Regions from separate parts of the Homo sapiens genome. Here region 2 is linked to region 1. Evidence: read pairs that join two places in POLR2A ChIA-PET (ENCODE). Cell type or tissue: HCT116. All regions are shown on one strand. Links, peaks and the distances in the headings refer to the core of each region. The heading gives the core; the rest is flanking DNA.

The links. ChIA-PET counts read pairs that join two places held together with the same protein. Peaks named below come from ENCODE experiments on the same cell type or tissue, not always from the same donor. Only the 100,000 strongest peaks of a DNase experiment are listed, where the experiment ranks them.
Region 2: POLR2A ChIA-PET joins it to region 1 with 5 read pairs; 3 of 35 experiments call an interaction of 5 or more read pairs at or near these places.

Annotation. Positions count from the first base shown.
Region 1 is chr3:32,978,765-32,994,216 of GRCh38, forward strand. LOC107986072 (a long non-coding RNA gene) reads right to left here and starts at 13,919. Exons shown (of 2, transcript XR_001740633.2): 1 at 13,826-13,919; 2 at 13,157-13,668. It also overlaps a transcript of GLB1 not described here. RefSeq lists an enhancer at 14,023-14,142. In HCT116, for the core only: no CTCF peak of the experiment used is centred there; no DNase peak of the experiment used is centred there.
Region 2 is chr3:32,775,098-32,790,549 of GRCh38, forward strand. It overlaps the pseudogene RPL23AP43. Among named protein-coding and RNA genes, the nearest start is that of TRIM71, 35 kb to the right of the region's middle. RefSeq lists enhancers at 4,757-5,477, 5,478-6,199, 6,184-6,263, 6,200-6,919, 6,684-6,763 and silencers at 6,504-6,583, 11,924-12,100. In HCT116, for the core only: CTCF peaks have their summits at 3,534 and 6,535 (motif pointing left); DNase peaks (open chromatin) are centred at 3,495, 5,884, 6,294 and 6,554; H3K4me3 peaks cover 1,386 bases; H3K27ac peaks cover 534 bases.

The sequences.
Region 1 (15,452 bases), core at 2,553-10,552:
CTTTTTTTTTTTTTTTGAGACAGAGTCTCTCTGTCACCCAGGCTGGAGTGCAGCGACATGATCTTGGCTCACTGCAACCCCCACGTCTCGGTTCAGGTGATTCTCCTGCCTCAGCTTCCTGAGTAGCTGGGATTACAGGGGCCCACCACCACACCCGGCTAATTTTTTTTTTTTTTTTGTATTTTTAGTAGAGACAATATTTCTTTCTTTCTTTCTTTTTTTTTTTTCTGAGATGGAGTTTCGCTCTTGAAGCCCAGGCTGGAGGGCAATGGCGCAATCTCAATTCACCGCAACCACCGCCTCCTGGGTTCAAGCGATTCACCTGCCTCAGCCTCCCGAGTAGCTGGGATTACAGGCATGTGCCACCATGCCCGGCTAATTTTGTATTTTTAGTAGAGATGGGGTTTCTCCACGTTGGTCAGCCTAGTCTCGAACTCCCAACCTCAGGTGATCCACCTGCTCCGGTCTCCCAAAGTGCTGGGATTACAGTCACATTCATTGTTTCAGAGGGTGGATACAGACTTTCCTAATAAAGAAAGATTTCTTTAGCTCTTAGGCTAAAACACTTACAGAGGTGAGGAAACACTTTTCATCCCTGAGTTTATCAACTTATTAGTACTTGAAAATAAAAAACTGTTGACTTTGTTGATGTTCTCTATTGAATACGTATTTTTCTATTTCATTAATTTCTGCTTTTACATGTATTACATGTATTTCTTTCTTCCACATTAAAAAAAATTCTTTTGGTGTTTTTTCTTTTTTTTTCATAAGAAAGGGTAGAATTTTATTGTCAAAAAGGCACACTTGGCCGGGAGTGGCAGCTTACACCTGTAATCCCAGCACTTTGGGAGGCCAAGATGGGAGGATTTCTTGCGAATAAGACTTTGAGACCAGCCTGAGCAACATAGTGAGACCCTGTCTCTACAAAAAATAAAAAATTAGCTGGGCATGGTGGCATGTGCCTGTTGTCCCTGCTACTTAGGAGGCTGAAGTGGGAGGATGGCTGGAGCCCAGGGGGTCAAGGCTGCAGTGAGTTGTGATGGTGCCACTGCACTCCAGCCTGGGTGACAGAGTGAGACCCTGTCTCAAAAAAAAAAAAAAAAAAAAAAAAAAAGAAAAGGAAGCTTTTAAGAGATTAAATTTTTTCTCTGAAAAAAATTAATTAAAAATTTTAATTGACACATAATAATTGTACATATTTATGGGTACAATGTGATGTTTCAATATATGCATACTTTGTGTAATGATCAAATCAGTATAATTAGCATATCCATCACCTCAACATTTATCTTTTTTTAGTGAAAACTCAAAATCCTTTCTTCTAGCTTTTTTGAAATATTCAATACATTATTGTTAACTATAGTCAACCTACTGTGCAATAAGGACATTAGCACTATTCCTCCTAAATAATTTTAACTTCGAAACCGTTAATTAGCTCTTTCCATTCCCTCCTTACTTAAATTTTTTTTAAAATACAAGATCTTGCTATGTTGTTCAGGCTTGCCTGGAATTCCTGGCCTCAAGTAATCCTTGCATCTTGGCTTCCTGAGTAGCTGGAATTACAGGCATGAGCCACCACACTGGGCCCTCCTTACTTCTTGAAGATGTTTTGCTCATTAAATTTCAGACTTTCGTCTTTAATAAACACATTTAAGGCTATAACTTTCCCTCTAAATATAGTGTTAGCTGTATCTCATGAGTTTTGATATGTAATGCTTTCTATATTCCTCAGCTCAAACTATATCCTAAAATCCTTAATTTAAAACCATCAGCTTTGGGAGGCCAAGGTGGGTGGATCACAAGGTTAGGAGTTTGAGACCAGCCTGGCCAGCATGGTGAACCCCTGTCTCTACTAAAAATACAAAAATTAGCCAGGCATGGTGGCGTGTGCCTGTAATCCCAGCTACTTGGGAGGCCAAGGTAGGAGAATTGCTTGAACCCAGGAGGTGGAGGTTGCAGTGAGCCAAGATCATGCCACTGCACTCCAGACTGGGCCACAGAGTGAGACTCCCTCTCAAAAACAAACAAACAAAAAAACCATCAGGGCTAGGCGCAGTGGCTCACGCCCCTAATCCCAGCACTTTGGGAGGCTGAGGCAAGTAGATCACTTGAGGTCAGAAGTTCGAGACCAGCCTGGGCAACATGGTGAAATCCCATCTCTACTAAAAATACAAAAATTAGCTGGGCATGCTGGTACACACCTGTAATCCTAGCTACCTGGGAGGCTGAGGAAGGAGAATTACATGAACCCAGGAGGCAGAGGTTGCAGTAAGCTGAGATCGTGCAACTGCACTCCAGCCTGGGCAACAAAGCGAGACTCCGTCTCAAAAAAAAAAAAAAAAAAAAAAAAAAAAATCTGGGCCCAGCGTGGTGGCTCACTACTGTAATCCAACACTTTGGGAGGCAGAGATGGGCGGATCATGAGGTCAGGAGTCTGACACCAGCCTAGCCAACACAGTGAAACCCCATCTCTACTAAAAATACAAAAATTAGCTGAGTGTGGTGGCATACACCTGTAGTCCCAGCTACTCGGGAGGCTGAGGCCGAATCACTTGAACCCGGGAGGTGGAGGTTGCAGTGAGCCGAGACCGCACCATTGCACTCCAGCCTGGGTGACAGAGTGAGACTCCATCTCAAAAAAAAAAAAAAAAAGAAAAAGAAAAAGAAAAAGAAAAAAAGCAAAGGTCTTCTGTATCTCTTTTTACGTTGGATATTTTGCCCGATACTGACCGGGCACGGTGGCTCACATCTGTAACCCCAGCACTTTGGGAGGCCGATATGGGTAGATCACTTGAGACCAGGAATTCAAGACCAGCCTGGCCAACATGAGGAAACCTCGTTTCAACTAAAAATACAAAAATTAGCCAGGCGTCATGGCGCATGTGTGTAATCTCAGCTACTCGGGAAGCTGAGGCAGAGAATCTCTTGAACCTGGGAAGTGGAGGTTGCAGTGAGCTGAGATTGCACCACTGCACTCCAGCCTGGGAGACAGAGCGAGACTCCATCTCAAAAAAAAAAAAGAAAAGATATTTTGCCTGATACTAACAAAGTTACGTCAGTTTGTTTTTTGGTTTGTATTTGCATGGTATACTTGTTTCCATCTTTTTACTTTCAACCTCTTGGTATTCATATGTTTTCAACTTGATTTCTAGTAGACAATACATAGTTTATTAAGGACATAGTCTGACAATCTTGGTCTTTTAACTGTTGCATATACCCTATTTTGTATTAATGTGGCTTCTGATAGTCCTGTATACATCTTGTTTCAGCCGGGTGCGGTGGCTTACGCCTGTAATCTCAGCACTTTGGGAGGCTGAGGTGGGTGGATCAACTGAGGTTGGGAGTTTGAGACCAGCTTGACCAACATGGAGAAACCCCGTCTCTACTAAACATACAAAATTAGCCAGGCATGGTGGCGCATGCCTGTAATCACAGCTCCTTGGGAGGCTGAGGCAGGAGAATCTCTTGAACCCGGGAGGTGGAGGTTGTGGTGAGCCGAGATGGGACCATTGCACTCCAGCCTGGGCAACAAGAGCGAAACTCCGTCTCCAAAAAAAAAAAAAAAAAAACTTATTTCATAGATTATATTTATACTACCTGTTGCAGGTTTCTTTTTCTCTCATTCCTTGCCTTTTTGGGGGAGTATATTTAATTTTCAAAGTTTAAAATTAACCAACTACCTTTGCCCTTATTACAGACATTACCAAAACAAAAACAAAAACAAAACAAAAACAAACAACAACAAAAAAAACCACAAAGACAAACAACTAAAGTAGAAATTTTAACTCTATTTCTATTGTTCCTGTCTTATAGTTCTTGTTTTTACAAGTTGTAATTTATGCAATTACAATGTTATATTGTAATTAAATCTTATGAGGTCCAATAACCATTTTTACTGCATGTCATGAATTTAATATTTGTTTACATTTATACACAGGTTTACCACTCTATTTGCTTTTCAATCTTTTTTATATCCTAGAACTTTCTAGAATCATCTTCTTTCTGACTGAGGTACATACTTTAGTGTACCCTTCAGTGAGAGTCTCTGTTTATGTTTATCATAAAATGTCTTTATTTTGCCAACATTCTTGAGGGAGAATTTTCACTGGATATGGAATTCTAGGTCAGCATTTGTTTCCTTTCAGTATATTGAATATATCATTGTATTATCTTTGGTCTTCTGCTTTTACTCTTGAGAAATCCTCTTTGAGTCTACTGCCACTCCCTTGAAGTGGCAGTAGACTATCCTCTGGCTGCTTTTAAGATGCTTCTATTTGTTGCTGGTGTTCTTCAATTTTACTTTGACATGTCTAGGTGTGAACTTCAGTTTAAATATTTGGTATTTGTTGGGCTTCTTGAATCTATGGACTGGTGTCTTAAACACTGATTCTAGAAAATCCTCATCCATTATTTCTTCAAATACTACCTCTACTTCATCTTATCTTCTCCTTCTGGAATTCAGATTAAGCACATGTTTAATCATTTCACTTTATCCTCTGGGTCTCTAAACCTTTCTTTCATGTTTTCCTTTTTGTTTGTTTTCTATGCTACATTCTATATCATTTCTTCTGATCTACATTCCACTTACTGATTGTCTCTTCTACTGTGTCTAACCAATTCCCAAACCCATATGTTGTGTTTTAAAATTTGGTTATTTTATTTTGCAGTTTCAAAAGTGCTATTTTGTTCTTTTGCAAATCTATGATGCTTCCTTGTAGTTTTCTCTTCCTGTAGATATTTTCAAGGTTGTTTTATTTAAGTATTGTAGGAATGTTTATTTTAAAATATGTCTCATAATTTCAATATCTGAGGCCTATGTGGATTTGTCTCTATGGTCTTATGTTGCTTTGTTGCATTGTGCCTTTGATTATATTTGGCTGGGGCTACCCTTTGACCTTGAAAATAATAATAATAATAATTCTTATTGTTTTTGAGATAGGGTCTCACTCTGTTGCCCAGGCTGGAATGCAGTGGTGCAATCATGGCTCACTACAGCCTTGACCCCCTGAGTTCAAGTAATCCTCCCACCTCAGCCCCCTGAGTAGCTGGGACTACAGATGCACCACTACCAAGCACAGCTAATTTTTAAATTTTTTTTTTTGTAGAGACAGGGTCTCCCTGTGTTGCCCAGGCTGGTCTTGAACTCCATGGCTGAAGTAATCCTCCCACCTCAGCCTCCCAAAGTGCTGGGATTACAGGCCTGAGCTGCCACTCCTAGCCTGACGTTGAATATTATTTGAGAGGATTTCCCAAGTTTAGGATAAATATACCCTTATTCCAAGATAATTTTGAGTTTGCTTCTGTCAGATATGTAGCTGCAATATTAGTTCTGTATAATGCTCTAATTAATCACCTTAAGTTTATTGGACTAATCTTGTGACACAAATTTAGAACATAAATCCACACTAGGGCTAGCCTCTGCTTACAACCTATCAGGGATGGGTTGTTAGTTATTCCTGCCTTGCTCAGCATCAAGGTACTTGTCCCTACACCCCCCTGAGAATTCAGAGGGGTTCCTCTGAGGGGAATTCAAGGGCGTTGCTCAGGGGGGAATTCAAGGGGTTTGCTTTCCATCTGTTATACTCCTACCCTGACAAGTGCATCCCCCAGCTAGAGCCACTCAGCTTAATGTGGGTCAGTTTCCTATTAGACTTCTCAACTTTGGTAAACCCTTCCAAACAGAGTTTTTAGTTTCATACTTATTTTGCTTTGGATAATAAAATGCAAAAGTGGCTGGTTGTGGTGGGTCATGCCTATAATACCAGCACGTTGTGGGGCTGAGGCAGGAGGATCACCTGAGCCCAGAAATTTGAGACCAGCCTGGGCAACATAGTGAGACCAAGTTTCCATTAAAAATTTAAAAAATTAGCTTGGTGTTACCAGGCACGGTGGCTCACGCCTGTAATCCCAGCACTTTGGGAGGCTGAGGCAGGTGGATCATGAGGTCAGGAGTTTGAGACCATCCTGGCTAACACAGTGAAATCCTGGCTAACACAGTGAAACCCCGTCTCTACTAAAAATACAAAATTTAGCTGGGTGTGGTGGCACGTGCCTGTAGTCCCAGCTTCTCAGGAGGCTGAGGCAGGAGAATCACTTTAACCTGGGAGGCGGAGGTTGTGGTGAGCTGAGATCGCGCCACTGCACTCCAGCCTAGGTGACAGAGCGAGACTCTGTCTCAAAAAAAAAAAAAATTAGCCTGGTGTAGTGGCCTGCATCTGTGGTCCCAGCTATTTGGGAGGCTGAGGCAGGAGAACTGCTTGAGCCCAGGAGGTTGAGGCTGCAGTGAGCTGTGTTCATGCCACTGCACTCCAGCCTGGGTGACGGAGTGAAACTCTGTCTCAAAAAAAAAAAAAAAAAAAAAGCAGAAGTGTCTCTGAATGATTTATTTATCTCTTTCTTACTATTCCATCAGCTTTTTAATGCTGTACGATGGAGGATTTGTCAGTTTTTTTGTGTTTGTATAAATTTTCTTCATATATTTTATTTTATGCATCTGCATGTTTAGAATTGTTGTAACTTTATATTTTTATTATTATTATTTTTTGAGATGGAGTCTCGCTCTGTCGCCCAGGCTGGAGTGTAGTGGTGCAATCTCAACTCATTGCAACCTCTGCCTCCCGGGTTCAAGCGATTCTCCTGCCTTAGCCTCCCAAGTAGCTGGGATTACAGGTGCCTGTCACCACTCCCAGCTAATTTTTTGGACTTTTAGTAGAGACAGGGTGTCACCATGTGGGTCAGGCTGGTCTCGAACTCCAGACCTCAAGTGATCTGCCCGCTTTGGCCTCCCAAAGGGCTAGGATTACAGGTGTTAGCTACTATGCCCGGCCTATGTTTTTAATTTTATGATGTACCTTTATATATATTTTATTTTATGCATATGTGTGTTTAGTATTGATGCGTCTTCTTGATAAATTGGAATTCTATCACTTTTGTGATAACTCTGTCTATATATATTTTTTGAGATGGAGTCTCACTCTGTTACGCAGATTTCAGTGCAGTGGCATGATTTCAGCTCACTGCAACCTCCACCTCCCGGCTTCAAGCGATTGTCATACCTCAGCCTCCCAAGTAGCTGGGCTGGGACTACAGGCATGCAACACCATGTCTGGCTAATTTTTATATTTTTTATTAGAGACAGGGTTTCCCCATGTTGGCCAGGCTGGTCTTGAACTCCTGACCTCAGGTGATCCAGCTGCATTTTCCTCCCAAAGTGCTGGGATTACAGGTGTGAGCCACCGCACCTGGACAACTCTCTATTTTTAATGATGCTTTAAAAATTAAAATGTGTTTGTTTTTCTGTTATCACTTGCAAGTGGAGCTTTAAGTTAGTGTGTGATTTTCCATGTTCCCTTTTGCCTGCTTTGGCAATTATGGAAGCAGCGCCTCAGGCGGTAGCTGCTCTGTCGGCTGCTCCTGCTCATCGTTCAGGTCTCAGTTTGGAGACCTGTAGCAGATGCTGCTGATGCCCATCCAAATTTCCTTTATGGATTGGGTCCCAGAATGAAAACACTGGGCAATAGAGACCCCAAAATTGATTGGCAAAGGACATGTAGTAAGGATAAGAAATAAATCTTTTTGTTGTAAGCTACTAAGGTTTGGGTGTTGCTTGTTATGTAACATAACTTAGCTTATATTGACTAACACAGAAATATTGGGCAAATACTTCAAAAATATTTTCCTTCTTACACAATCATACAAGACCCTTCACATTGAGCTCCCTGATATTATTGCAGCCCCATGTGTTCTCAACACTGCCCATCCCCGTCACCTATGTCGCCGTGAATGGTCTTTCTCTCTCTTAGTTCTGGCCATCTACATAGACTGTTTCTCTTTTTTTTTTTTTTGAGATGGAGTCTCGCTCTGTCTCCCAGGCTGGAGTACAGTGGCATGATCTCGGCTCACTGCAACCTCTGCCTCCCGGGTTCACGTGACACTCCTGCCTCAGCCTCCCAAGTAGCTGGGATTACAGGTGTGTGCCACCACACCCAGCTAATTTTCGTGTTTTTAGTAGAGACAGGGTTTCACCATGTTGGTCAGGCTGGTCATGAATTCCTGACCTCAGATGATCCACTCGCCTTCGCCTCCCAAACTGCTGGGATTACAGCCATGAGCCACTGCTGCAATAGACTATTTCTTTAACCTGGAATACTCTTCCCCTACTGTTCACCTGACCAACTATTGCTCATCACTCAAGTCTCAGTTTAGAGACCGACAGCAGATGCTGATGATGCCCACCCAACTTTCCTTTATGGACTGGTGTACCCAGTCCCCAGCTACCATGAGCGTTGGCTGCTAACAGCTCACAGATGCCCTCTTCTCTTTTTTTATGGCCAATTCCCTACTACCTCCCCACAGTACAACTAGTCCTCCCCTCCCACCAGTGGCAGCCTGCGGCCAATGGCTGGCTGACACGGATGGAAGGTTAAAAGACTGGCCCTCTTGACTCAAGGTGCATCCAATTTTGTGGTGAAATTAATGTGTGTGAGTTTCTCTGGAACTAGCAGCCTGATCTGACCTAGGCTAGATACATGAGGGAGCCAAGCCAACATCAGTGGAGCCTGTTCCAGACCAGAAGAACCATATAGCAGAATCATGAACTAAACAGTTGGTTTAAGCTGAAAGTAGTCTCCTTGCTTACCTTTACTCTCTTGCCCTGCACCCTTCCCTCACTTCCTTTCTCCTTAGAGCATCCCCTCTGTAAACCACGTGCACACAAAGCCCTGTCTTTGGCTCTGCAGTAAGACAGAATGCCTGGCTGCCCAGGCCTGGATTGTGAACCCCTCTTCTGCTGCTCTGCCACTCTGTACTGTCTCTCACTATGGTGCCCATGAGACTGCATTGAACTGTCTATTTACTTATCTCTTCTACTAACTAAACCTTTTGAAGGCATAGGTCATGTTTTTATTATTATTGCTATTGATAGTATCTCAATACTCTTTTAAAAAGAGACTGAGAGATGGGGTGATAAAGTGGTTATCATTTTATTCTCAATGCCCAGCATGTATTAGGTACACCTTAATAGTTGAATGAATGAATGAGTGAAAGTTGTCCTGGATTTAACAAAGAGATGCAGGCTACAAGCATTTTTGCAGAGAATATTGGAGCTTAATAACATTTCCATAAAGAATGGATCTTAGAGGCTGGGTACGGTGGCTCATGCCTGTAATCCCAGGATTTTGGGAGGCTGAGGCAGGTGAATCATTTGAGGTCAGGAGTTTGAGACCACCTGACTAACATGGTGAAACCCCATCTGTACTAAAAAATACAACACAATTAGCTGGGTGTGGTGGTGCATGCCTGTGTCCCAGCTACTTGAGAGGCTAAGGCAGGAGAATTGCTTGAACCCAGGAGGCAGAGGTTGCAGTGAGCCAAGATTACGTCATTGCACTACAGCCTGGGTGACAGAGCAAGACTCCATCTCAAAAAAAAAAAAAAAAAAAAAAGGATCTTAGAGACTTTTAAGGTGCAAAGACCAAGGACTTAAGTGATAGGCTCACTGAAATGAAGAAGGGGAAATTTCAGTGTATAAAAAACATGGGAGCAGAAAATGGCAAAATTGGTCACTAAGAGAAAGAGGAAGAGTTGGGACCAACGTGTTGTTGAAGTGTCCTGCTCAGTGAGGAGGGACTGAAAGTTCAGTTCACACCTGCTGTATGGTATTCACATTCTACATATGTTACTATTCAGATAACATGGGCACTGACGTTTTATATCAGAGTGAAGAGTTGGTTGCTTTCAAAAGCATTGCTCTATCTGAATTCTTGAGATGGGTGGCTCCTTCCTAGCTATTAAGAGGCAAAATTCTGGTGCCCAGAGTGGAAAGAAAACCAGACAGTTAATCTCAGTCTTTTTACTCTGTCCTCCACTTCTGTTTCCTGAACAATCAGAATTCCATCTTTTACCAGGTTGGCTTTTGTAGAGTTTGCAGTGAACTGAGATGAATCTGCAGTGACTTCAGGACAGGATCTGGAATATGTATTTCAACAATATCTTCCTGTTATCAGCCTATCAGGCAATCACAGAAGCTTTTAATAGAAAGCTAGATAAAACTAGTCCTCCACCTAACAACTGTTTTTTCCTGTTTTTTTTTTCTACAAGCTCTTTTTTTCTTGTAGATATTTAGTACTGCAAAAATCCCATCTAGTGGAAGCCCTTGGCATGGTAAGGTTTGGTTCCAGGTAATCACAATTTTAGGGTACAAAACCATGAAAGACTTATCAAGATCACTGGGGTGGGGGTGGGGTGCTGGCAGCAGCACAGTGACCTCTGGTCCACTACAAATAAACTCTTCAGAGAGTTTCTTGAGTATTTTACCATATTTGTCCTTTGGACTTTGCAAATGGCTTCTTGATATCTGCCGATCATGGCAGACAGTGGACAGATGAACCCAGTTGCCCACCAGGGAAGTTGTGATGTTCTTAGCATCAGAAGGCCTCAGGTTGATGTCAGTCTGTGGTGCTTCTCTGCCCTCTCTCATGTCTCCTCAGCCCGTTTCACCTCAAGGAAGAGCTCCCCTCCAGAGAAAAACCGAGAGTCATCATTTGCCTGCTCAACTATGAATAAAGTTCCACGTACCTTCTCTCTGCTCACTTCTTTCAGAGGCACTTCCGGCTCACGAAACTCTTCAGCTAAGTTCCTGGGGAATTTGCTGAGTGTCAAAACATGAATTAAACCAGAAGAGATATGATAGTGGGTTTTGTCTGAGAGGGATGCCCAGCCTTGTGAATAAGTCATCTTCCAGTGTGGAGGATTGCTTGCTCCCTGACCTGTATCCACTGGGGACCCACATATACCGGGCATTCTGCTCACCAGAGACACACACAAGACTCATGGGTCAATCACCAAAACCTGGGGCCACAGCTCAGACCTGATCTGTCATGTCAGACAAGGCTGAAATATTGTTCTTCTGTGTTGTGAGTTTTCTCAAATACAATACAAAACTTTCTCCTTGCAGCTCAATCAAGGCAATCTGCATAGTAAGAAGAGTGTGGGATTTGGAGGCAAGAGACTTGGGTGTGAGTTTCAGGCCCCTGATTTTGTGTAAATCACAATTCTTCCTACCTCTTGATTTTCCTAAACTGTAAACTGAGCTGCATGCCACCCGCCCTATTTCTTCAAAAGGTTCTTATAAAGACTGAATGAAATACTGTATGCAAAAATAACACATTAAAACCACTTTATGAATGTTATTATTCTTATTAAGCACCATCAAAGTTGAAGACATGAACCTAGAAACTTCAGAGGACAAAAGATATGTGAAAATAACCAATTTTTCAGGATACTACCATCTGGTTGGAGATAGCTCTGATCCCTGCATCTCTCCTGCCTCATCTCTGTTCATTCCAACCCCAGTCAGATTGAGGTACATGCCACCAATTTCTGGAATTCTCCATTGTCTCTCCAGACCCTGGATCTCTGCAGATGCTGCCTCCCTCTGAGAAGCACTTTCTGCTCTACTCATGCCTATCTTTTCTCCTTCTTCTCTTATTCTTCACCTGGCTCAACTCCAGGAAGCCTGCCCTGACCAGTCTCTGCTCCACATCAAGTCTAAGACTGGATTCAGCATGCTCACAGCACTCTGATCTCATCGCTGTCATTGTCTACCCCTCACAAGCTACATGGTTCATTAATAGATCTGTGCGCTCCCTGAGGGGCAAGAAATGTGTCCTACACAGTGGCATGGGGTTTAGAGTAAGTATTGAATGAATGTCTATTGGGTAAATGAAAAAAACAAAACAAAACAAACCCACCTACTAAAATAGTTAAATGCTGAGGGGCTTATCCATCACACTAGAAGGGATACACCCTGAAACCTTGGGGACTCCTCACTGGGCACTTCTTGGGACACTTCCTGATTTCAAAGTCCCCAGAAAAGAGGTCAGGTGGTCCACGACAGCCAAAGCACTCTGGTAAAAAGATCCTATTGCAGTCGGGCGCGGTGGCTCACGCCTGTAATCCCAGCACTTTGGAAGGCCGAGGCGGGCAGATCACGAGGTCAGGAGATCGAGACCATCCTGGCTAACACGGTGAAACCCCGTCTCTACTAAAAAATACAAAAAATTAGCTGGGCGTGGTGGCGGGTGCCTGTAGTCCCAGCTACTCGGGAGGCTGAGGCAGGAGAATGGCGTGAACCCGGGAGGTGGAGCTTGCAGTGAGCAGAGATCACGCCACTGCACTCCAGCCTGGGCGACAGAGTGAGACTCTGTCTAAAAATAATAATAATAATAATAATCGTATTGCTTAGTAAAAATTAAAGAAAGTTGAAGTAAATTGGACAGACTGCACCTCTTGATCAGAAATCGTATCAAAAGATTTCACCCAAAGAAACAGAAACCACATTGAGCTTTGTGTGCAGTGCCCATCATCTCATACCTCCATAAACTCTGACTGGTGGGGGGTTCACACAGTGGATTTCCTGCCTGTGTCCAGTTAATTCCCCTCAGTTAATATCTGGTGAGACCACCGGGGCCTGGCAATTTGCAAAAAGAGACAAAGGGATCCAATTCACTAAACACAGGCTAAATGAACCACTTAGCCAATGGCCTCCTGCTCCTTACCAGTGGGGCCTTGGACCTCAATTCATGCTTGCTGGGCTTTCAGACCTTTAGTGAAATGGATGGAAATACACAAATTGGAGTGTGCTACAACATAGCACTGGGTGCACATGTGATGATTTCTTAAAAATGGCCACACATTCTTTGTCATTTCTCCCATCCAAGGATGGGGATCTGTGTTTCCTCCCCTTGAATCTGGGTTATGACTACTTTGACCAGTAGAGTACAGTGGACTGATGCTATGTGACTTCTGCATCTAGGCCTTAAATGGCCATGCAGCTTCCACCTGCTTCTGTTGCAATGTTCACTCTCTGGAAGCTCCCTTCTGGAACATGCCATCAGAACCCAGCTACTGTGTTATAAGAAGCCTGAGTCACATGGAAAGACCACTTGTAGATGCTCTGTTGACTGTCCTAAGTGGCCTTAAACTTCAAGTCATCCTGGCCCAAATAGCAGGCAAGTGAGTGAAGGAATTGCCAGATGGTTCTGGTACCCAGCAGAAGCCCCAACGTCACAGAACAAAGACAAGCCATCCTTGCTGGGCTGTCCAAATTCCTGATCCATAGAATCGTGTGCATAACAAAATAGTTGCTTCATGCCACTTAAGCAGACTTACTGGTTTATTATGCAGCAACAGACAACAGCACACATTGCAACCCATGATGATGAGAAATGCCCCGTGGGCAAGGAATTCAATATGTTGGCACTGGAAAGTTGCTTACGTTTTGAGAACAAGCCAACAGAATCTTCAAGGAATCAGAGCACTGAAGAAGTCCACACTAGGGCCTTTAAGTCCAAACCCTGGATGTCGAGTCTTTTCCGTAGGCTCACGCTGCCCTCCAGCAGTCTCTGGTTAATGCTGGAGAGGCTTGGTGAATGATGCCCCTTCACCTTTCTACAGGACCTCTTCCTCCCCTTTGGGTCTGGTCTGTGTCATGTTTTATACTAGACTGTCTCCTTCACCTTTGTGTCCTCAGCCAAGCACAGTGGCTGGTCAGGAGGAGAACCAAGTTGTTGAACTGAACACAAAGGGATGCAGGGAAAGGATGGAGCATCCTAGGTGTCATTTCTTCCCTCTTGTCCCCCAGGTTTCCAGATGATCAGTTACCTGCTTCTGTGGTGGAATATGATAGGAAAGACTCAAACTAGCATTTAGTAAGCAGCTACTACATGGCAAATGCTATACAAGGTACTTTTATGATGACCTCATTTAATTTTAAAACCCCACAAGGTGGCCACCACATTTAGGAGAATAAGAAATTTAGACTTACACGATTCCCTTGCCCGAGACCATGCTGATGGAAAGTGATGGAGCAGGAACGTGACCCTGGGTTTCTGTCCTCAAAGCCTGTCCTGTTGTATCTTAGGAGACAGTGCTGCTGGTTTGGGAGTTTGGAGGAATGAAGCTGGTGGGAGGCCTGCTCACACGTGGGAAAGCCCCTTGTGGTGCAAACAGAGCAACTGTCTGGTGAGGAATCAGTTCAGAATCTTCACCGGGCATTCACAGACAACCAGAAAGCTGCTGGGCATCCACTTCTAACAAAGGTCAGGGCCAGTGGGCTGAAGGGCAAGGGACATCTGGGGAAGTATTGCTCAGTCAGACCAAGAGCAGGGGCTAGGCCAAAACCCAGAAACCACCTGGCCCCACTGTCTGGACATCGGGGCGATTTTCCTTGCAGCCCATGTGCTGATGGTCCACACCAGCTGTGTGTGCTACCACAGACCAGTCAGGATCCCTCAGACTGACTAAAAAGGTGATTTCAGAAAATGACTTCTTTTTCATAAAGGAGAGAAATAAAGACCACATGAGATCATTTCCTATTTGTGTCATTTGACAGAAGACATATTTCTTGTTGGGGAAACAATGAAAAAAAACCCCACCTCGGATTAGCATTAAACAATTTCATTCTGAATAAACTGGATTTGCTGAGAAACAAAGATAAACAGACTGACAATGACAGATAAAGAAAGTAGGTAGTGTAAGGTGGAGAAGGGAAGAGAGAGGACAGGAGGGATGATAAATCTGCAAATTCTAAGTGTGATTCTTTCTTTTTTGAGACAGGGTCTGGCCCTGCCACCCAGGCTAGAGTGCAGTGGTGTGATCTCAGCTCACTGCAACCTCTGCCTCCCAGGCTCAAGTGATCCTCCTACCTCAGCCTCTTGAGTAGCTAGGACTACAGGCATGCACCACCACATCCAGCTAATTTTTTTTTTTTTTTTTTTTTTTTTTTTTGAGACGGTGTCTCACTCTTGTCACCCGGGCTGGAGTACAGTGGCGCAATCTCGGCTCACTGCAGCCTCCGCCTCCCGCTTTCAGGCAATTCCCCTGCCTCAGCCTCCTGAGTAGCTGGGATTACAGGTGCCTGCCACCATGCCCGGCTAATTTTTGTATTTTTTAGTAGAGATGGGGTTTCACCATGTTGGCCAGGCTGGTCTCGAACTCCTGACCTCAGGTGATCCACCTGCCTCAGCCCAAAGTGCTTGGATTGCAGGTGTGAGTCACCGCACCTGGCCTAATTTTTGTATTTTTAGTAGAGATGAGGTCTTGCCATATTGCCCAGCCTAGTCTCGAATTCCTGGGCTCAAGCCATCCACCCACCTCGGCCTCCCAAAGTGCTGGGATTACAGGTCTAAGGGTAATTCTGCCTCCTCTTCATTATTCACTATCTTCAAAAAAGATATTCTGAAATTGTTTAACAGTTCCTTAAACAGTTCAATATAAATTACTATATGACTAAACAATCCCTCTCATGGGTATCTATCCAAGAGAAATGAAAACGGATGACTACACAAATAACTGTATATGGATGTTCATATCAGCATTCTTCATAATAGTCAAAACTGGAAACCATTCAAGTACCCATCAGCTGGCAAATGGATAAACAAAATGTGGTACAT
Region 2 (15,452 bases), core at 2,790-10,789, 200 kb before region 1:
AGAGAGACAAGTGTGTGGATAAGTACTGATTTATCTGAAACTTTATCTGAATTATTCTTTTTTTTTTTCCTTTGAGACGGAGTCTTGCTCTGTCTCCCAGGCTGGAGTGCAGTGGCACAATCTCGGCTCACTGCAACCTCTGCCTCCTGAGTTCAAGTGATTCTCCTGCCTCACCCTCCTGAGTAGCTGGGATTTCAGGTGCCCGCCACCACGCCTGGCTAATTGTTGTATTTTTAGTGGAGATGGGGTTTCACCATGTTGGTCAGGCTGGTCTGGAACTCCTGACCTTGTGATCCACCCGCCTCAGCCTCCCAAAGTGCTAGGATTACAGGTGTGAGCCACTGCACCTGGCCGTTTTTTTTTTTTTGAGACGGAGTTTTGCTCTTGTTGCCCAGGCTGAAGTACAATGGCACGATCTCGGCTCATCGCAACCTCCGCCTCCCAGATTCAAGTGATTCTCCTGCCTCAGCCTCCAGAGTAGCTGGGATTACAGGCATGCGCCACCATGTCTGGCTAATTTTGTATTTTTAGTAGAGATGGGGGTTTCTCCACGTTAGTCAGGCTGGTCTCGAACTCCGGACCTCAGGTGATCCGCCCGCCTCAGCCTCCCAACATGCTGGGATTACAGGCGTGAGCCATCGAGCCCAGCCTATCTGAATTATTCTGTTGCTGACAGGAAGCGGAACTCAGGTAATGATATATACTAGAACTGAATATTTGTGACTGAGATAGGCATTGCCAACAGACTCAAAGAAGGGGAGAATATCCTCCTCTTTTTAAACATGGATGGATGGATGTAGGGGCTCCATTGATCGAGTGCCACATTGTAGTTGTTTTGTACACAGAGTAGATTTTTACAGGTGGACACAGAAAGCAGAGATAGCCTAGCTTCCTTGGACCTCTTGAAGCCCCTTCTAAGTAGGACCATAGGACCCGTAATCTGCACTGCTGTTGGTTTAAGTCTGCCGTCTCTGCTTTCCCATACTCCAGACCGACAGCAGTACTGTGAGACCCACTCAAATGAGCAGAATTGCTTTGCCTGGGAATTTTCTGGAGAGTGAGTCCACAGACTTCATAAATCGCTAGGAACTCACATAGTCATGGTAGTATGAAGGGGAAAAGCCCTATAATTGTACTTCAAAAAAACACATCTTTAGAGAAATCAAGAAATTAGAACTTTCTCTGCATGCTGGTTTGTTTATGGGAAAGCAGGCAATACCTAGTAAGGGTAGGGCAGGTCCTATATTAAATAAGACTATATTTGGCTGCAAGTAGCAAAAAATAGGTCTGTGACTTAAAGATTATTTTTCTCTCACTTGAGAAGGGGATATGAAGGCAGCTGCTGGCCTGGGTTCTAGTGTCCCGTGATGCCATCCAGGACTCAGCTCTGTTTTTCCATGCCACTGTCCTCAGCATTTGGGCATTTGTTTCCATAGTCACAAGATATTCCAGTATCACATCAACATTGAAGGCAAGAAAAACAGGGCAAAAACTAGCTAATCTTGATGGGAGACTATCTGGAACAAAACTTTCTTAGAAACCTCAGCAGCCTTGAGCTTAACATCTCTTTTGTCACATCATGTCATGGAGCCATCCTAAGCTGCAGGGAAGCCTGGCAAAGATGTCATAACCATGCCTGCTGCAGTTGCTGGCATAGCCCTGCACATCCTAAGGGAGGCCAATTCAGTGTTTTTCAGATTAATGTTCCAGCAGCTCAGCTTTTCCTTCCACTGCCTACTGTCAGCAGAGCCCAGCAAATTAAATATAAGTTCTTCACCTCTGTGTCTGGACTCATACTGGTTCCCATAGCCAGGAAGGCTTCTTCCCACCTATTTTTCCTGCCCCATTTTGTTAAAGCCACCTCTGCTAACTGAGGTAACTCTGTCAGAGGGGTTTGAACCAGAGCAACTCCATCTTAAATGGGAGCTGGGTAAAATAAGGCTGAAAGCTACTGGGCTGCATTCCCATGTGGTTAAGGCTTAAGGCATTCTAAGTCACAGGATGAGATAGGGCAGCACAAGATACAGGTCATAAAGACCTTGCTGATAAAACAGGTTGCAGTAAAGAAGCCAGCTAAGACCCACCAAAACCAAGATGGTGATGAGAGTGACATCCTCACTGCTACACTCCCACCAGCGCCATAACAGTTTACAAATGCCATGGCAACATTGGGAAGTTACTCTATATGGTCTAAAAAGGGGAAACATGAATAATCCACCCATTGTTTAGCACATCATCAAGAAATAACCATAAAAATGGGCAACCAGCAGCTCTCAGGGCTGTTCTGCCTGTGTAGTAGCCATTCTTTATTCCTTTACTTTCTTAATAAACTTGCTTTCACTTTACAGACTTACGCTGAAGTCTTTCTGAATTCTCTTGGAGTCTAGATCGGGACCCCTTTCTAGTAACAACCCTATCTATACAAAAAGGCTTTTGGCCATGTTTGGTGGTTTACGCCTGTCATCCCAGCACTCTGGGAGGCCAAGGCGGGTGGATCATTTGAAGTCAGGAGTTCGAGACCAACCTGGCTAATATGGCGAAATCCCCGTCTCTACTAAAATATAAAAATTAACTGGGCGTGGTGGCGGGTGCCTGTAATCCCAGCTACTCGGGAGGCTGAGGCAGGAGAAGCACTTGAACCTGGTAGATGGAGGTTCCAGTGAGCCAGGATCGTGCCACTACACTCCAGCCTGGGTGACAGGGCAAGACTCTTGTCTAAAAAAAAAAAAAAAAAAGGATTTAAATGTCACTTACTAAAGTTTTTCCTGGTTGTTCCCAGTTTCTTCCCCCTTTGTATCTTCCCTGGTAAATACAGTTTCTTCTATGGTATATGGTTTTCTGGAATTTAGCAGATATGAGAACCATAGGCATCAGTCTCAAAATATGGCAACTTATTTGCTGGGGTTTACGTTTTTAGGTTTTTGGGTTTTGTTGTTGTTGTTGTTCTATGGTCTTGCTTTGTTGCCCAGGCAAATGTTGCAGTGGCTCTATCAAGGCTCAGTGCAACCTGGACCTCCTGGGCTCAAGTGGTCCTCCCACCTCAGTCTCCCGAGTAGCTGGGACTACAGGCAAGAGCCACCATGCCCAGTTTTGTATTTTTTGTAGAAGCGGGTTTTCGCTATGTTGCCCAGGCTGATCTCAAACTCCTGAGCTCAAGCTATCCACCTGCCTCAGCCCCCCAAAGTGCTGGGATTACAGGCATCAGCCACCGTGCCTGGCCTTTGCTGGGGTTTTGAATTCTGAGAGCCATTAGGTCTATTGAAGCTCTACCACTCATTCAGCTGCATCATCTACAATACGGGACAAAATCGACCTCATGAATTTCTTCATGGACCCAGGAGGATGTTGTTGCAAGTGTCTCCCAAACCACATGGCATGAACCCTCAGAACAGCTGTAGTAGTCTTCCCTTGTGCCCTCCGGCCCTTAACAGCCTCCTGCAGAGCTCTGTTAAAGCCATGCCCTTGACTGGAACACAGGCCAGCAACCTTGCATGGCCTTGCCCAATGCACTGCCATCTGCCTGCATGTGGAAACTATGCACCCTCCGCCTCCTCTTTCATATCAGAGTGTCACCTCTCATAGTCCCTTTCTGACTAGTTTTCTGACAGCTCTGCCCTTACTCAATCTAAGTGACTTTGAGCAAATGACTTCATCTCTCTTGAGGTTTTTTGACCAGTTTGTAAAATGCTTTTCTTCAGGGCCTAGTGTGAGGATTAAAATGAGATGATGCATGCAAAGTGTGCCTGGTGGACACTTAATACAGGTGAGTTCACTTATCCCTCTTGTTACCGAAAGGGCCTGCTCAGCCCAGTCTCCCTCTGTACTTCCTTCATCTCAGTGCTACCTCTGAGTCTCTCTCATTCCTCCCTGTTCTTGGAAGCCACCTGGAGAAAAGTGACTGATGACATCATGGACCCTCTAGCCCGACTGGCTTCAAATCTTGGTTCTCTCTCTGGAACAATTTTGATATGAAACAAGTTGCTTTGCTTCTTTGTGCCTGAGTTTCTTCATCTGTAAAATGGGGATACTAATTCATAGGATTAGAATGATGTTTAAGGGTGCGGCCATTGTACCATTGCTGAATGTGCCTTGAACTCCCAAATGTTTGAAAGGGAACACCATAATTTTCACTGTATCATGTAAAAGTGATATCAAAGCAAAGATTATATAACAGCACTGAGGCTGGACAGTGGGGAATGGAGGGGGACTCCTTGAGATAAATTACCACCTCCTTCACTTTTTTTCTGAGACGGAGTCTCACTATGTTGTCCAGGCTGGCCTCAGACTCCTGGGTTCAAATGATCTTCCCACCTCAGTTTCCCTAGTAGCTGGGACTACAAGTGCAAACCACTGCACCCAGTCCTCCTTCACTTTTGATTTGCTCAACACCTAGTGGCATCCTGTGTTCTCATCCTATTCTTTCCTGCCTTGCCCAGGACCTCATCTTGTGATGACAAGAGGTACCCGGTCTCCTTGCCTCAGATTCCTTCTCCCACCCTTTCTTCCTCACCACAGCCTGTAACTTCCTATAGCACAGCTCTGGCTCCTGCCTAGGGGTTGCTTCAGGGATACCTGAAGGTCTCTTTCTGCCCTTCCTACTTAGCCTTTTTCTTTTTTTAAAGCAGAGACAATGTCTCACTATGTTGCCCAGGCTGGTCTCAAACTCGTGGCCTCAAGTGATCCTCCCACCTCCCAAAGTGCTGGAATTACAGGCATGAGCCACCACACCCAGTTTAGCTACTATTAATCCCTCCCTTATGCCCCATTTGTTCCACCACTGGATTCTCTGCCATCCCCTAAAAGGAGTCACCATTTCCTACCCTCAGAGCTTTGCTTCAGTCTCTTCTGCTGCCTAAAATTTTCTCCCTTCCAGTTTTAATGTGTCAACATCCTGGGCATCCCACACTGCCTCTCCATAGCCCTATCCTCCTCCAAGGGATTTCCTCTTATGCCCCCACTCTTCATTTCACACATGCTTACTGAGGGCATGCTCTGGTCCCAGAAGCTTTTTTGTTTCAGCCCCATAGTAACTAGGCAAATCTGCAAGCGCATGTCTTTCATGACGTGTTCTTTGTTGACCATTTTCTTTCCCCTACTGGATTGTAAGTACCTTTGAAGACAGGCTGTGCATTATACAGTGTGTGGATTGTTCTAGGTGAACAATAAAGCCTGCTAAACAGAATTTTTGGTGACATGTCCTTTCTAGGCCTGGCAACGACACCCAGGGCCTACTTCTTTCAAGGTGGTGAAGGCCTATTAACATAAGCCCAAGATTCACAGGGCCTCAGCATCCTTGACCTCTGCGCCTTTATGGAGTGAGAGTTAAATAGTAGCCCGGGACGGGTGGGTTAGTTACTGGTCAAAGTCAATCCTCCAAGTCAACTTGGCCTGGACTAAAGTAACCAAACCCATGCAGAAAACTTGCAATTTAAAAATTCATCTTCCCTTTCTTCCTAGAAAGGACTGGGCAGAAATGCAGGCTCCAGGGTGGGAGTGGGGCTGCGACGGGAGGAGGCAGCGAAGTTCATTAGCCCCCTCATTTGGGGCAATAGGAATCCGTGTGGTGACAAACAATTGTCCTGGAGGATTTAGGGGGATTTGGCCAAGTGTCCCTGTGGGCCCCCAGCCTCCTCCTAATCCCGTCCACATTTCAGACTACTTAGGATCGCATTAAATGTCAAAGCCGGCGTTTAGGGAAATATCTACATTTCGTATGCATCGCTCGGATGAAAAGAAAAGCTGAAACGAACCTCGGAGCTTTTGGCGCGAGAGGCGCTCTGTGTGGTCCCGAGTGTGAATGGGAAGAGGGGGGCGGCGCCCCGGGGGCCTCCCCGCCCAGGAATGCAGGCCTTTCACATGTAGAAAATGCTAATGCTTTGTTCCTGCCTCGGCCTCCCGGAGGCGCAGAGGCGCCCGGCCGGATTGTCCCGGCGCATTTGCATGTGAGCGGCCCCAGATCCCCGTCCCCACCCTCGGCCCTCCCCCACCCCAGCACGGCTGGCCGGGGACTTCTGTCCTCGGGCCGGGGCCGCCTTCAAACGTCCTCTGCCGTCATTTATTTCATCCCGGTTAAAGCCACAAATAGCTACTTTCTGAATGGATAGCCTTTCCCCTGGGGAGCCGGGCAGGTGAACATTTTTTACTCCATACTTGAGACACTTGACAAAGAGAGTTGTATCTGGAACAACCTCTGTTCCAGCGAGGAAGGGCACGGCGTTGGCTGAGCCATGCCCCACTACAGCGTCACATTTATGTCCTGTGGCGAACACGCTGTGTTTGGCGTGACACTAGGGGCTCCAAACTACCCATTACGTGGTTCGTCTTCAGTGGCATCCAAGCGACCGCAGGTGGCGGGGCCGAAGGGGTAAGGGTATTTCATGCACGTTTTACGGAAGAAGACACAACCCAGAGTTGAGGGGCCACCGGGGTCCCTCTCTTGAGCACAGGCGCCCGGAGCGCAAATGCGCGGACTGACCCAGCGGCCGGCGCGGCGGCGCCGGGCGGACTTAATCGCGGGCGCAGCGCGAGGCTCGGGACCCAGAGCACCACCTACCGGCGGCACGGTCGGCGCAGCAGGCCCCAGAAGGGCGGGGAACGCTGTCAAGCCCAGGGGCACTTCGGCGAGGAGCCCCACCCGCCCTCCAGCTGACCCTCAGCTGTGGCCCACATCCGGGGCCCAGAGCGCCGCGGAAACGCCGAAGCCCGGCCGGCAGGTACCCGCACGTCTCCTTCTGCCACCGCGGAGCTTGCTTCATTAACTCCGTTTCATGTGACTTATTTTATTTCTTTTATTTTTATTTATTTCATTTTATTTTATTTCACTTATTTCACTTCAATATTTTATTTGGTTTATGGTTTTACTTCATTAATTTTACTTCATTAATTCTGTTTTCCCCATTATTTAATTTTATTCTGTCTCAGTATTTAATTATTTGTTTCACTACTTTATTTGTGAGTGAAGGGAAAGGGCGGATACCTTTTTTGTCTTATTTTTCGTTGTTGTTATTGTTGTTGTTGTTGTTTTTTGAGACAGAGTCTCGCTTTGTCGCCCAGGCTGGAGTGTAGTGGCGCGATCTTGGCTCACTGCAACCTCTGCCTCCTGGGTTCAAGCGATTCTCCTGCCTCAGCCTCCTGAGTACCTGGGATTACAGTCGTGCGCCACTACACCTAGCTAATTTTTGTGTTTTTAGTGGAGACGGAGTTTCCACCATGTTGGCCAGGCTGGTCTCGAACTCCTGACCTCAGGTGACCCACCCTCCTCGGCCTCCCAAAGTGCTGGGATTACAGGCCTAAACCACTGCGCCCTGCCGGCCTCAATCATATTTTTTTAAACCCCTTCCAGCTGCCTGCTCTAGGCAAGATAACTTGCCCAGTGTACAGGGCAGAAAAGAGGAGATGACAACATAGTCCTAGGCTCAAGAGCCCCAAGCCAAACTGACAAACAACAAAGACCCAATAATTCAAACCAGGCTCCATGGAGGAGGTGTCATTTCAGGTGGGCAGATACAAAGGGATAGGAAGCTGCTTCATGTGCCTGGATAATAGGGGCCGTGCCTGAATAATAGGGGCCATGTTCCATATCAATACAAGGAAGAGTTCCGTCACACTGTGGAGAGTCTCTTGTGCTGGAGCGAGCTGTCTGCAATTTGAGTTAGGCCAGGAAAGTCTCAGGCCTGGGCCCTGATGGTTCTGTGGTTTCCATGGGAGGGCCTTCAAGGTTGTGACATCCGCTCCCCATACAGTATGATGTGTGTTATGTATTATTTTGAGGATAGGGGAAGATGATTCCCTATTTATTTGCTATCAGTTCTCTAGAAAGCACAATGAATTGCATTTCTGAATATTCACCTTATTTTCCCCCAATCTTTAATTTTGAAAAATATTAAGTATGTAGAAAAGATGGATGTCCGGGCCCGGTGGCTCACGCCTGTAATCCCAACACTTTGGGAGGCCGAGGTTGGCGAATCACCTGAGATCAGGAGTTCAAGACCAGCCTGGCCAACATGGCGAAACCTCATCTCTACAAAAATACAAAAAGTAGCTGGGCATGATGGTGGGTGCCTGTAATCCCAGCCACTCAGGAGTCTGAGACAGGAGAATTGCTTGAACCCCAGAGGCAGAGGTTGCAGTTAGCCGAGATCACACATTTGCACTCCAGCCTGGGCGACTGAGCAAGAATCTGTCTCAAAAAAAAAGGATGGAAAAGTCGCTTAATGAAACTTTATGTCCTAAATCCACCAACTGATTCTTTGCCAGCATTTACTCTAGCATGCTTCCTCTCTCTCTCTCTCTCTCACACACACACACACACACAAACACACACACACAAACCTGTATGTATGCATCTATCTATCTTTTTTTACTGAATTTTTTTTTTTTTTTGGAGACGGGTCTCCTTCTGTCACCCACGCTGGAGTGCGGTGGACGATCTCAGCTCTCTGCAACCTCTGCCTCCTGACTTCAAGTGATTCTCCTGCCTCAGCCTCCTGAGTAGCTGGGACTACAGGCATGTGCCACCACGGCAGGCTAATTTTTTTTTTTTTTTTTTGAGACGGAGTTTCATTTTTGTTGCCCAAGCTGGAGTGCAATGGCGCAATCTCAGCTCACTGCAACCTCCACCTCCGGGGTTCAAACGATTCTCCTGCCTCAGTCTCCCGAGTAGCTGGGATTACAGGCGCGCACCACCACACCTGGCTAATTTTTGTATTTTTGGTAGAGATGGGGTTTCACTATGTTGACCAGGGTGGTCTCGAACTCCTGACCTCAGGTGATCCGCCTGCCTCAGCCTCCCAAAGTGCTGGGATTACAGGCGTGAGCCACCACGACTGGCCTCATTTTTTTTTTAGAGACAGAGTCTCGCTCTGTCGCCCAGGCTGGAAGTACAGTGGTGCGATCTCAGCTCAATGCAACCTCCACCTCCCGGGCTCAAGCAATTCTCCTGCCTCAGCCTCCCGACTAGCTGGGACTGCAGGCACACACTGCCACGCCCAGCTAATTTTTTGTATATTAGTAGAGACTGGGTTTCACCATGTTGCCCAGGCTGGTGTGGAACTCCTGAGCTCAGGCAATTCACTTGCCTCAGTCTCCCAAAGTCATGCTGAGATGACAGGCATGAGCCACCGTGCCCGGCCTTAATTTTGTATTTTTAGTAGAGACCGGGTTTCACCATGTTGGCCAGGCTGGTCTCGAACTCCTGACCTCAGGTGATCCACCCGCCTCAGCCTCCCAAAGGCCTCAAGCCTCCCAGAGTGCTGGGATTACAGGCATCAGCCACCACCCCTGGCCTACTGAACTTTTTTTTTTTTTTCTTTTTTTTTTGAGACGGAGTCTTGCTTTCGTTGCCCAGGCTGGAGTGCAATGGCACGATCTTGGCTCACTGCAACCTCTGCCTCCCAGGTTCAAGCGATTCTCCTGCCTCAGCCTCCCAAGTGTCTGGGATTACAGGCATGTGACACCATGCCCGGCTAATTTTGTAGTTTTAGTAGAGACAGGGTTTCTCCATCTTGGCCAGGCTGATCTTGAACCCTGACCTCAGATGATCCACCTGTCTCAGCCTTCCAAAGTGCTGGGATTACAGGCGCACCACTGCCCCCAGCCCCTGCTGAACTTTTTTTGTTTTGTTTGTTTTGTTTTGTTTTTTTTGAGACGGAGTCTGGTTCTGTTGCCCAGGCTCGAGTGCAGTGGCACAATCTCGGCTCACTGCAACCTCCACCTCCCAGGTTCAAGTGATTCTCCTGCCTCAGCTTCCTGAGTAGCTGGGATTACAGGTGTCCTGCCTCAGCTTCCCAAGTAGCTGGGATTACAGGCACCCGCCACAATGCGCGGCTAATTTTTGTATTTTTAGTACAGACGGGGTGGTTTCACCATGCTGGCCAGGCTGGTCTTGAACTCCCGACCTCAGGCGATCAGCCTGCCTCAGCCTCCCAAAGTCCTGGGATTACAGGCGTGAGCAAACACTTTGGGAGACTGAGGCAGGTGGATCACCTGAGGTCAGGAGTTGGAGACTAGCCCGGTCAACAGGGTGAAACCCCATCTCTACTAAAAATACAAAAAGCCGGGTGAGGTGGCCGGCTCCTATAATCACAGCTACTTGGGAGGCTGAGGCAGGAGAATCGCTATAACCCAGGCGGCAGAGGTTGCAGTGAGCCCAGATCGCACAACTGCACTCCAGCCTGGGCGACACACAGCGACACTCCCTCTCAAAAAAAAAAAAAAAAAAAAAAATTGAGGCCAGGCATAATGGCTCACGCCTGTAATCTCAGCATTTTGGGAGGCTTAGATGGGCAGATCACTTGAGCTCAAGAGTTCAAGTCCAGCCTGGGAAACATGGTGAAACTCTGTCTCTACCAAAAATATAAAAATAAAATAAAATTAGCCAGGCATGGTGGCGCTCGCCTGTACTCCCAGCTACTCAGGAGACTGAAGTGGGAGGATCACTTGAACCCAGGAGGCAGAAGTTTCAGGGAATCGAGATGGTGCCACTGTACTCCAGCCTGGTGAAGAGAGGGAGACCCTGTCTTAAGAAAAAAAAAAAAGCCTTGTCACAAGATAGCGCGGAAAGCGAAGAAGGAAGTTCCCGTCCCTCCTAAAGCCGAAGCCAAAGCGAAGTCTTTAAAGGCCAAGAAGGCAGTGTTGAAAGGTGTCCGCAGCCACAAAAAAAAGAAGATCCGCACGTCACCCACCTTACGGCGGCCCAAGACACCGCGACTCCGGAGACAGCCCAAATATCCTCGGAAGAGCGCTCCTAGGAGAAACAAGCTTGACCACTATGCTATCATCAAGTTTCTGCTGACCACTGAGTCTGCCATGAAGAAGATAGAAGACAATAACACACTTGTGTTCATTGTGGATGTTAAAGCCAACAAGCACCAGATTAAACAGGCTGTGAAGAAGCTCTATGACAAAGATGTGGTCAAGGTCAACACCCTGATTCGGCCTGATGGAGAGAAGAAGGTGTATGTTTGACTGGCTCCTGATTACGATGCTTTGGATGTTGCCAACAAAATTGGGATCATCTAAACTGAGTCCAGTTGCCTAATTCTAAATATATATATATATATCTTTTCAGCATAAAAAAAAAAGCCGGGCCCGGTGGCTCACGCCTGTAATCCCAGCACTTTGGGAGGCCAAGGTGGGCAGATGACGAGGTCAGGAGATTGAGACCATCCTGGCTTAACACAGTGAAACCCCGTCTCTACTAAAAATACAAAAAAATTAGCCGGGCGTGGTGGCGGGTGCGTGTAGTCCCAGCTACTCGGGAGGCTGAGGCGGGAGAATGGCGAGAACCCGGGAGGCGGAGCTTGCGGTGAGCCAGTATCGCGCCACTGCATTCCAGCCTGGGCGAGAGCAAGACTCCGCAAAAAAAGACTAATATCAAAATCCCCCTTCTAGGAAATTACAAACATTTTCATTTCTCTTAGATACCAAATGGAATGCCTTCCTGATGATTTGCTGTTGTATATCTTCGCTAGTTCTGAAGGCCACAAGTCAAGATCAAGGTGCCAGCATGGTCAGGTTCTAATGGGGCTCTCTTCCTGGCTTATAGATGGCTGCCTTCTCCCTGTGTCCTCACTTAGCCAGGAGAGAGGGCCAGGAGGACTGGTTTCTTTATTTTCTTTTCTTTTCTTTTCTTTTTTTTTTTTTTTTTTTTTGAGACAGGGTCTCACTCTGTCGCCCAGGCTGGAGGGCATTGGCACAATCTCGGCTCACTGCAACCTCCGCATCCTGAGTTCAAGCGATTCTCCTGCCTCAGCCTCCCGAGTAGCTGGGATTACAGGCGTGCATCACCACGCCCAATTTTTTTTTTTTTTTTTTTTTTGTATTTTTAGTAGAGACGAGGTTTCACCACATTACCCAGGATGGTCTTGATCTCCTGACCTCATGATCCGCCCGCCTCAGCCTCCCAAAGTGCTGGAATTACAGGCATGAGCCACCGCGCCCGGCCGCTCACCCAACTAATTTTTGTATTCTTAGTAGAGACGAGGTTGGCCAGGCTGGTCTCAAACTCCTGGACTCAAGTGATCCACCCACCTTGGCCTCCCACAAGTGCTGGGATTACAGGTGTGAGCCACTGCGCCCAGCTGGTTTCTTTCAAAGTTTGCTCTTGCAAACTCTTGCCGGGCGTGGCGGTGGGCACCTGTAGTCCCAGCTACTCGGGAGGCTGAGGCAGAATGGCGTGAACCCGGGAGGCAGAGCTTGCAGTGAGCCAAGATCGCGCCACTGCACTGCAGCCTGGGCGGCAGAGCGAGACTCCGTCTCAAAAAAAAAAAAAAAATAGTTTGCTCTTGCTTTTCTGTGTATTTAGCTCCCAGCACTCCTATCCCCACACTGCTTCCAAAACAATCCAATAAGGAAACCACAACGACATCCAAATTTCCCTTTGTAAAAATGGCATGTTTTCTAGGTTGAGAAACTCCGATTTCCATTTAATCGTTGTGACTTTCATTAGCGCTGAACACCAGAAAGGGAGGAATCTGGGAGATTTGGGAGATGGCTGCAGATGCAGGCAATGGCCAAAACACTGGTTAGAGGAGCCCTGTTAGGATGAGGAGATGCAGCACAGTGTTGAGAAGTGGTTAGTGTGGCTGCTCTTGCTTGACTCACATCTGGTGAAATGCAGGGTGGACAGCAGTCCTGAGGTGGGGATTAATCCATCATCATCTGGTGGGGGCAGGTTTTTAAGGTCCTCTATCTCAGATAGGGTTTAATGGCACGGCGGGAAAGGAGTATAGATGGGAGAGGTTGTAAACAAAGAAGTCTTCCGCCAGGCGCGGTGGCTCACGTCTGTAATCCCAGCACTTTGGGAGGCCGAGGTGGGCGGATCACTTGAGGTCAGGAGTTCAAGACCAGCCTTGCCAACATGGTGAAACCCCATCTCTACTAAAAATACAAAAATTAGCCAGGCATGGTGGTGCGTGCCTGTAGTCCCGGCTACTCAGGAGGCAGAGGTGAGAGAATTACTTGAACCTGGGAGGCAGAGGTTGCAGTTAGCCGAGATCGCACCATTGCACTCCATCCTGGGCGACAGAGTGAGACTCTGTCTCAGAAAAAAGAAAGAAAAGAAAAAAAGAAAGAAGTCTTCTTCCCGTGCCACACTAAGTGGTTGGGTCAAGGAGCCTACTTGGACAAGATTCCTGCTGTCCCCCTGAGAAGAGCAACACTAGCCACAGGCCCAGTGATGACACCACCAGGCATGTGAGTCCTGAGTCCCACCAACACAGGCTCCTATCACTCAAGTCAGGCAAAAGGTGGGTTCTTTTCCACGGACTTTGGATTTTCACTTTGCTGCTTTCTAATTTCTTTGTGATGCATCCACTTGTATGCTTCCTCCTCCTCCTCCTGGATAGCACTTCAAGGAAGGTGGGAAACATATACTGGGAACCAAACTACTGAGGTCCAATTCCCAGCCCTACTACTTCCTGTGTGACCTAGAGCAAGTTACTTTACCTCTCTGTGCTGCAGTTTCCTTTTTTTTGAGACAGTCTTGCTGTCTCCCAGGCTGGAGTGCAGTGGTGCTTGCTATCTTGGCCCACTGCAACCTCCACCTCCCGGGTTCAAGCAATTCTCATGCCTCAGCCTCCCAAGTAGCTGGGATTACAGGCATGCACCACCACACCCAGCTAATTTTTGTATTTTTAGTAGAGATGGGTTTTGCCATGTTGCCCAGGGTGGTCTCGAACTCCTCAACTCAGGCAATCTGCCTGCCTCAGCCTCCCAAAGTGCTGGGATTATAAGCGTGAGCCACTGCATCCAGCCAATTTCCTTATTTGTAAAATAGGATGATAATGATACAGACCTCATAGACCTGTTAATGAAGCTTAAATGAGGTTGTATTTGTAAAGCTCAAGAAACAGTCAGTCCCTAGTATTATACTAGATCAGTGAAAGTTACATAAATTAAGTAAATGCAGAAGCTACCATCAATGCCCTGTAGAGCTCCTGTATCCGGACCTCCCTTGCAGACTTGGAAGGGAAGCAGGATGGGTTCATGGAAAAGTCTTGGACGTTGGGATTAGACACTCCTGGATTCAAATCCCAGCTCTGCTACTCCCTGGCTGTGTGAGCATGTGTAAGCTTCTTGGCCTCTGAACCTCAGTCTCAACACCTGTAAAATGAAAATAATGCTCACTTTGCAGGGCAGTGGTAAGGAAAAGAGCTTCCTTAGCTAAGGCTACACAGTAAACGGCCTCTGCTGTTGTCAGAGTGGTTCCTGAGGTTTTCTGTTTTTTGCCTATGAAAATCCAGTCCACTAGAGATGGCAGCTGCCACAGGTGTAGGAGTGGATAAGAGGGGAACTTCCCTGGCCTATCCTTTCCCTGGATCCCCTGAAGTTTCCAGGCCTTCTTTCCCAGAATAGGGGAAAAAATAGGCTTTTTCTTCCTTCTGGCTTTTCATAAGAGCAGTGTGGCCGAGTGTGGTGGCTCACGCCTGTAATCCCAGCACTTTGGGAGGCCGAGGTGGGCGGATCACAAGATCAAGACATTGGCTGGGCACAGTGGCTCACGCCTGTAATCCCAGCACTTTGGGAGGCCGAGGTGGGTGGATCACCTGAGGTCAGGAGTTCAAAACCAGCCTGACCAACATGGAGAAACCCCATCTCTACTAAAAATACAAAATTAGCTGGGTATGGTGGTGCATGCCTGTAATCCCAGCTACTCGGAAGGCTGAGGCAGGAGAATCACTTGAGCCCGGGAGGCAGAGGTTGCAGTGAGCCGAGATTGTGCCACTGCACTCCAGCCTGGGAAACAAGAGCAAAACTCCATCTCAAAAAAAAAAAAAAAAAAAAAAAAAGATCAAGACATTGAGACCAGCCGGGTGCAGTGGCTCACGCCTGTAATCCCAGCACTTTGGGAGGCCGAGGCGGGCGAATCACAAGGTCTGGAGATTGAGACCATCCTGGCTAACACGGTGAAACCCCCGTCTCTACTGAAAATATAAAAAATTAGCCGGGCGTGGTGGTGGGCACCTGTAGTTCCAGCTACTCGGGAGGCTGAGGCAGAAGAATGGCGTGAACCCAGGAGGCGGAGCTTGCAGTGAGCCAAGATCATGCTACTGCACTCCAGCCTGGGCGACAGAGCGAGACTCCATCTCAAAAAAAAAAAGAGATTGAGACCATCCTGGCCAACATGGTGAAACCCCATCTCTACTAAAAATACAAAAATTAGCTGGGTGTGGAGGCAGGTGCCTGTAGTCCCACCTATTCTGGAAGCTGAGGCAGGAAAATTGCTTGATACCGGGAGGCGGAGGTTGCAGTGAGCCAAGATCACACCACTGCACTCCAGCCTGGTGACAGAGCAAGACTCTGTCTCAAAAAAAAAAAAAAAAAGAACAGTGTGAAAAACTTTGAAAATCACAGGATTTTGTGATCAAAAACCTGAAGTCACATGCAGCCCCTCATTTGGCCTGTAAGCCCCTCACAGGCCCCAAAATTGGGGCAGCTGTTGTGGAGCCCAG